Linked DNA regions of Homo sapiens: region 2 is linked to region 1. The links are chromatin loops, found by intact Hi-C in ENCODE. Cell type or tissue: adrenal gland. All regions are shown on one strand. Region 1 has its middle 42 kb from the start of GGT1. Region 2 overlaps PIWIL3 (piwi like RNA-mediated gene silencing 3).

Region 1 (4,000 bases):
ATCCTGGCTAACACGGTGAAACCCCATTTCTACTAAAAATACAAAAAATTAGCCGGGCATGGTGGCAGGCGCCTGTAGTCCCAGCTACTCAGGAGGCGGAGGCAGGAGAATGGCATGAACCCAGGAGGTGGAGGTTGCAGTGAGCCGAGATCATGCCACTGCACTCCAGCCTGGGTGACAGAGTGAGACTCCGTCTCAAAAAAAAAAAAAAAAGAATCACTGCTCTGTCTCTCAGCCTCCTCTTCCAAGATTGGCCGTCGCCTTGAGGGGAATGCTGGCCTTGCCTGTCTCCAGCCCTGTACCTCTCTGCCTCCTATGCCTTTAAGCACATGTTTTCTATTTGCTGGGCTGTGAAATCTGCTCTTCATCTGATGGGGTTTGCTTTATAGGTGACTAGATCCTTTTCTCTTGGTGGTTTTAGAATTCGCATTTTCACATTGACCTTAAATAGTCTGATTATAGTTTGCCACGGCAAAGACCCTTTGCATTGCATTGTTTGGGGATATTTGAGCCTCCTCTATCTGGATGTCTAATCTCTTGTTAGATGTGAGTAGTTTTCATTATTATTTTATTAATGGGCTGGCATGTGGGCCGTGGTTCCAGGCAGGCTCAGAGGGGCAGCTGCCTGATGTCTGGACAGCTTCTCTTTCTGTCTTTTCTTACCTGGACTCTGGGTTGCTTGTTAGCTGCTTCTGCCAGTTCTGAGTTTTCAAGGGGAGAGGGGCCCAGTGATGGCTGTTCTTTGAAGGAAAGGGAAGAATGTCTCCTGTTTAACATGTTTCTATGTTTCCAGTTACTTGGTTAGTTAGTTAGAGCCAGGGTCTCTCGCTCTGTTGCGCAGGCTGGAGTGCAATGGCATGATCGTGGCTCACAGCAGCCTCCACCTTCCAGGCTCGAGCAATGCTCCCACCTCAGCCTCTCAAGCAGCTGGGACTGCAGGTATGTGCCACCATGCTTGGCTGCCTTTTTAAATTTTTTTTTTTTTAATACAGACAAGGTCTCACTATATTGCCCAGGCTGGTCTTAAACTCATGGGCTCAAGTGATACTCCTGCCTCGGCCTTTCAAAGTGCTGATATCACAGGCAGGGTTTCCATTTTTTAAAGCTCCCAGCAGTGGTATAAACTCCTCCTTTCCAGAGAAAGCGCACTCTGTCCGCATCCCTCATGTTGTCCTCTCCTGCCTCTGCTTAGGGTTCACTCCGGGGGAAAGTGCCACTTGAGAGTTTCCTTTTTGTGTGTGGTTCTGACTGACTGCTCCCTGCTCACAGATGCTGATTCTCAGGGTGGGGTCCCTGAGGCCTGGAGTGTGGCCTCTGACGACCTTCAGGGCCAGGTGTGGAATGAGAGCCTGTGGCCACATGGCCCCCGGTGGGAGACGTCCCGCCGCCCTTTGCTTCTCTGTGCCACTCTGGCTGCACAGTTCAGAGCCTTGGGAAATGTTAACCAGTAGGACCTAGACGGGGAGGTGAGAAGGGGTCACCCCCCAGGTGTGCCTGTGGTGAGCCTTCGTGCTGAGCAGGTGCAGGGAGGGAGGCCCAGGTGCACACACCTGTGAAGTAGGGGCAGCTGGCTGGGCTCCTTGACCTGCTCCAGAGCTTCTTATTTTCTGGCCACTTCACCTGCAGAAGGCCCAGGTGGCTGTGGCCTCTAGGGTCCCTTGCCTGTCCTCAGCTCCCAACTGGGAGGGGCAGAGGGAGGAGGGGGTGGAGACCCCAGGCAGCAGGGCTCTGGGAGCAGTGGGGCCCTGGGTCCCAGGGGTGTCTGGCAGGCCCCTCCTTACTCTACGTCTCGGCCTCTGGATGGAGGTGCTGGCTGCAGTCGGGCTCTGCCTCTGACTAAGGGTTGGGGAAGTGGCGGGTGTGGGCTGCTGCCCCGTGGGGCCTCTGAACAGACCCCAGGGCCTCTGCCAATCATGACTCCTTCCTTTCAGCTGGACCCGCAGGCCCTGCAGGACAGAGACTGGCAGCGCGCCGTCATCGCCATGAATGGGGTACGTGTCCGTGGGACTCTCCTGGCGCCCACTTCCCCCAGAAGGATAGGGTGGCCTCTGTTCATTTCAAATCAGTCAGAGGTGGCTGAGCCTGAGGCAGCATCTGAGAGGGAGCCTGGTTGGAGAAGGGAGGGCCCCCAAGAGCAGAATCACCATGCACGGGAATCGTCATTCATTGGCTGGAATGCAGTTGCCAGCCAGGCCCTGAGCATCCCTCCTCAAACAAAGGTCTCATGGCACCACCAGGACAGGTGGGGCCTCCACTCAGGGACCTGGGGGCTGCCCATAGAAATGGAGACCCCTGATTTGTCTTTAGGTACCCCAGAAAGGTTTAGACCTTAAAAGCAATGACACACCCAAAAAGGCCCGGGTATAAATGGTAAAATGTTAATATTTGAGATTCTTGGCTTTTTCTTACATTATTCTGTCTTTCCTTCTTAATTTTTAATTGTTACTAAGAGAAAGCTGGTCACAGTACACTATAATCTCAGCTACTCTGGAGGCTGAGCCAGGAGAATCACTGGAGCCCAAGAGTTTGATTACAGCCTGGGCAACATTGCAAGATCCCATATCTAAAAAAAAAGCAAGCAAGCAAGAGAAGCAGCGGGGATTTTAGGAGGTGCTTCTGCAGAAACCAGTCGTTTATATCATCTTCAACAATCCTGGCTCTTGCTGAAGTAGACTAGGGGCTTCCCCGAGGGGCGGCTCCACCTCATGCTGAGACCTCTGCATGCCTTGGGGGTGGAAATATTTGATGAGACTCCCAGGGGTCCTTGGGACCTTGGGCTGTGAGGACCAGAAGGATTAGAGGACTGTGCCCCTTCTCCCCACTGTAGATCGAAGTAAAGCTCTCGGTCAAGTTCAACAGCAGGGAGTTCAGCTTGAAGAGGATGCCGTCCCGAAAACAGACAGGGGTCTTCGGAGTCAAGATTGCTGTGGTCACCAAGTGAGTGGGGAGGGGCTTGGGCTCACGCACTGAGGGTGCCTGTCCCTTCAGCTGTTTCTGCAGAAAAGAGCATGTGTGGGTCTCTCCTCTCTGTGCATGGCCACTGCACGGTGAGGTCAGGCCCCAGGGAACACGGCGTCTTCAGCTACCTCCTGTGTTTCCTGCAAACCAGCTCAGGAATGTCCTTGCCACCTTGCTTGGAAGCAGTAGGCTGGCTCCAGGAACTGCCCAAGTGCAGGGTTTTCTGCCCTTGCTTGGAATTAGTCACGGTCCCAGATTCCTGTTGAATGGCCATAACCCCTGCCCCTTTGTCACGAGTCAGTTGCCAAGAGAAGCCTGTTTGGTTTGAGAGCAGTTCATGCAGACATAGACCACTTCCTCTGAGAATTCATTTGCTTCCCCAGGATGGAATCTGGCTGGGCCTCTGACCTTGCTGGTCACGTGGGCCGGGGCCTCCATCAGTCATACCCTGGACTCCTATCTGTGTCTAAACACCACGCCCCACCCCCAACTGCACGGCAGCCACTCGCATAGCACTCTGGGAGGGCTGTGGGCATGAGCAGCGAGGACTCCATGAGCAGCTCCCCCAGATAAGCCCTGCTAATGAGGGGGCTTGCGAAGCAGCTTTGATGTGCTGGTAAATCCAGGTGCAAAACAGAACTCAAGTTAGGGCCTCCGCACAGCACTGCGTTCTAACTGTGAAGGATTCTTACTCTAGTGTCCTGTGTGGAGGTATTGGAATTGTCCATTGCTAAGACTCAGAGGAGAAAAGCACTTAGCATCGCAGGACTTGGAGCACCGGTGCTGAGGCAACCCTTCATTCATTCGTCGGATGTGTGTTAAGGCCCAGGGCAGGGGTCAGGGATTCTCCTCTCACACAGCACGTGGGTGGCAGGACCAACACCGGGTCTGACCTCCCAGCCGGGGGCACAGGCTGCTAACCCCAGGCCTGGAATCTGTCAGATGCCCTTCCTGTGCTGACTTGACTTAGACAGGCCTCCTGACCTTCCCGCAAAGGTCATGTGTGATTCGCAGGGGTTCTGGCCGCTTGAAAGGTTCCTGA
Region 2 (4,000 bases), 110 kb after region 1:
TTTAGTGGCCGAGATAATAATAAAGAGTTTCCATCAAATATATGGCGCTCTCCAAATTTCCTTCTATGTTGATCAAGTAAAATTGTACGGAGATTTCCATCTTCTATGTCTGGTTTGTAGTCAACGTTGTATTTATATGCAACCCACTGAGGACGAGATATCACTCGGAAGTGGTTGGCGAGTAGCTGTACCACTGTACCCTCTGAACCTGAAAAATGGAGCCACATGACAATAAAGAAACAGACTGATTGGGCCCAAAACAAACAGTTTGGACACTACAATATTAAAAGCCAAAGTTAGGGCTGGGCACGGTGGCTCACGCCTCTAATCCCAGCACTCTGGGAGGCCAAGGCGGGTGGATCACCTGACATCAGGAGTTCCAGACCTGCCTGGCCAACATGGTGACCCCATATCTACTAAAAATACAAAAAGTTAGCTGGGCACAGTGGCAGGTGCCTATAATCCCAGCTACTCGGAAGGCTGAGACAGGAGAATCACTTGAACCCAGGAGGCAGAGGTTGCAGTGAGCTGAGATCATACTATTGCCCTCCAGCCTGGACAACAAGAGCTAAACTCCGTCTCAAAAAAAAAAAAAAAAAAAAAAAGAAAAGAAAAGAAAAGCCAAAGTTAGGTCAGACAAGGAGATAAATGACATTTGTAATGCACCTGATGTCCAGAATGCCTATCAATTCAATGAGCCCTTATGCAAGCATACATTTAGGAAGTTTAAGATACTGAATAGATTGAAAATTAGAACATTTGTGGTTTCCAAAAGGAGAGAAAGCGCCACCCTATGTAATAATATTTAATTTTAAAAAAAGTCTCACTGCAGGCCAGGGCACAGTGGCTCACACCTATAATCCCAGCCCTTTGGGAGGCCCAGGTGGGAGGATGGTTTGGGCCAGGAGTTCCAGACCAGCTTGGGCAAGGTGGGAGGCACCTCTACTTACAGTGATGACAGAAGCTTTCCAGAATCTATTAAAGTTTTTATCGAAAGTTTAAAATGGGCCAGGTGTGGTAGCTCATTCCTGTAATCTCAGCAGTTTGGAAGGCCCAGGTGTAAGGATGGCTTGGGCCAGTTCTAGACCAGCAAGACCGTGTCTCTACAAAATTTACATACACACACACACACACACACACATATATAAAATATGTATATATTACACACACACACACACACACACACACACACACACACACACATTCGGGCATGGTGGTGCCCACCTGTAGTCCCAGCTACTTGAGCTGGGATCAGCTCAGGATCAGCTGAGCCCAGGAGTTTGAGGCTAAAGTGAGCATCACTGTACTCCAGCCTGGGCGACAGAGCAGGACCTTGTCTCTCAATGAAAAAAAAAAAAAAAAAGTTAAAAACGAACAGCTCCATAAACATTGAGTTCTAGACCAACATACCTGTTTTTGAGTCTTTAACATGCTTCATATCTTGCCTGGTGTTCACCACCAGGTCTTGAAAAACTCCACCAATCCTTCTCTCCTGCAAGGGCGCTGTATGCAACCCAGCCTCAGGTCCAGGTTCCTTCACCCCTGCATAAATGTAAACGCCAGAAGTTTAAACAATAAAAAGGGAAGAATAGAAAAGACAGCATTAACACCCAGCATAAGTTTGTTAGAGGTAGAAAAGATGCCACCCAAGGTTCCAAAACACATTTCCGTGATATGTTGCCGCAAAAGCGTAACCTTACCCAGAAACCTTTCCCAAGGAGTCCCCAGTTCACATCCGTGGTTGCCTTGGCACTTTATTCATTCCTGCTACATATGTGCCCCATTTCTTTGGGTATTTGTTCATGGTACAAGATTCTAGAAACTTTGGTTCTGTCTTTAAGCCTATCTCCTGGCGCTATGCTGCCCCCTAGTGGGCATCATAAAATGCCAAATAAGCCAATCATTTAAAAAATCTATAAAACTGGCTTTTAATACAAAACTGATCTATCCTTTCTATTAAGAGCAACTAGGAAAGGATCACACTCACTATTTCAACTTACATTCTAAGGTTCATATCGATGTAGCTATTCTACAAAGTTAACATTTAAATGACAGCACAATGCGGTCTTTCAGTGACGAGAGGCATCCTGAAGGAATACGCACACGTTATTGTAAATCCCGTACACCTAAATGGCCAAGACGTCTGTGCCTTGGGTTACAATAATGGTTTGCCTCAAAATTTTACTTCTGGAGTCTAGTTTTTAGTTTATGATGATCTTACAAAGTAAGTGTCTCCATTTCTGTGACAGACTAACTACATTTTACACATAAAATTTGAAACAATTTTATCAAACTCCCAACTAGTTCCTGACACATCCAGCAATCAAATTCATCATATTAAAATGTCAGCAAAAGAAAACAGGTATCCTAGCTTGGCACCTTGGCACTCGCTACAAACCACATACTTTTATCTTTTCAGACGGAGTCTAACTGTCACCCAGGCTGCAGTGCAGTGGCACTGTCTCAGCTCACTGGAACCTCTGCCTCCTGGGTTCAAGTGATTCTCCTGCCTCAGCCTCCCTAGTAGCTGGGACTACAGGCGCATACCACCATGCCCAGCTAATTTGTATATTTTTGGTAAAGATGGGATTTTGCCATGTTGGCCAATCTGGTCTTGAACTTCTGGCCTCAAGTGATCCACCCACCCGGGCCTCCCAAAGTGCTGATGTGAGCCACTGCACCCAGTCCATGTAATTTACACATACTATTTAATAACAACCCTTCAGATAGGATCTGATTATTAAAAATGTGTTTTAATTTATTCAAATGTATAAGCTCATTTTATAGGTTCTGGATTTTGTAACCATTTGTTAATATTTATCTATAATACAATTCTTTTTTAGTGTTTCAAGTTTTGACTCATCACAAGCTATTTTGCTATAGAAAGCAAAGAGGAGAATCCAGACTGAAGTTGGATCACATTAGCCGAAACCTTAGCAAATGACAATATCTGAGCCTGTGTGCATGAGTGCTGTATAAACGAGGATAACCTGTCAGCCTGCAATGTAGGTAACAGGTTCAACCTGTTAATGCCACAATTTAAAGAGGAAAGAAAATGGTGTTCTTAGAATTCCATTAAGTTAACTTAGAGTTATCATCTGCAGATGTGTCATCTAAATTTGAAAAGCAATTATGTTGAACTGGCCAATAAACAGTGACCTCCATCTCCCTTCCACAAGTTAAGACACAAGGTGAAGAAAACACCATCAGATAATTCACTGCACAAAGAGAGACAGTTGCAAGCTGCACACACTTCCCATCCCACCAAACCTCACGGGAGTCCTGAGGCTATCTAGAACCTTCTACCGCTGTGGTAGCCCTTCACACATGAAGCATCCCCTGCCCCTCATGTCCTTCTTGCTTCCTTTCACCTTGAGACTGTGCTCCTCCTCCTGCTCCTCCTCTTGCTGCTCTTGGCTGCAGAGGTCTAACCACTGGGACTTCCTCCTGCAGCGGCCGGGGTGTCGACTGCAACTGAGGGGGCTCCTGGGTCTGCATGTTTTTGGAAATAGAAATAATGAGCAGTGCCCTACTGTGTTCATTCTCCCTCCAAATGGCACTCGCAGGGCACAAGGCAAAGGAACTTCCTCTGAAAAGCTCACATTCCAGTGACATAAACTAAGTTGTAATAAGCAACATACATAGCACCTTGTGTGGTAATTGCTAAGGAAAAAAACAAAAAAAGGACAAAACAAACCGAGGAGAATCAGGAATTACTGGGAAGGTAGGGTGTGAAGGGGCAGGTTTCACTAGCTGATGGGGGCAAAAGCGGGCCTCAGTGAGAAAGTGACACAGAACCCAAGACTTGGAGGTACTGAGTGAATTAGCAAAGTTACCCAAGCCAGCAGTGGAAGAAAAAGAGCAGAGTTCTGCAGTTGGGAACGTTCAAGGAAGAATGAGGCAGCCAGTGTGGCTGGAAGAAGAGGGTGAGAGATGTCAGTGAGATGAAGGGAAGGAGGTCATTTTAAGGAAATTGCTTCTGACTGATAAAATGAGAGCT

The links. Hi-C counts contacts between places; a loop is a spot of excess contacts. Peaks named below come from ENCODE experiments on the same cell type or tissue, not always from the same donor. Only the 100,000 strongest peaks of a DNase experiment are listed, where the experiment ranks them.
Region 2: it touches region 1 in a loop (4-fold over the local background); 22 of 110 quality-filtered maps call a loop at or near these places.

What each region holds. Positions count from the first base shown.
Region 1 is chr22:24,642,809-24,646,808 of GRCh38, forward strand. It overlaps the pseudogene BCRP3 and the pseudogene POM121L10P. Among named protein-coding and RNA genes, the nearest start is that of GGT1, 42 kb to the left of the region's middle. In adrenal gland, no CTCF peak of the experiment used is centred here; no DNase peak of the experiment used is centred here; H3K27ac peaks cover 683 bases.
Region 2 is chr22:24,756,498-24,760,497 of GRCh38, forward strand. PIWIL3 (piwi like RNA-mediated gene silencing 3) reads right to left here. Exons shown (of 21, transcript NM_001255975.1): 3 at 3,372-3,492; 4 at 1,411-1,542; 5 at 1-208. Among named protein-coding and RNA genes, the nearest start is that of PIWIL3, 16 kb to the right of the region's middle. In adrenal gland, CTCF peaks have their summits at 1,862 (motif pointing left) and 2,075; a DNase peak (open chromatin) is centred at 1,684.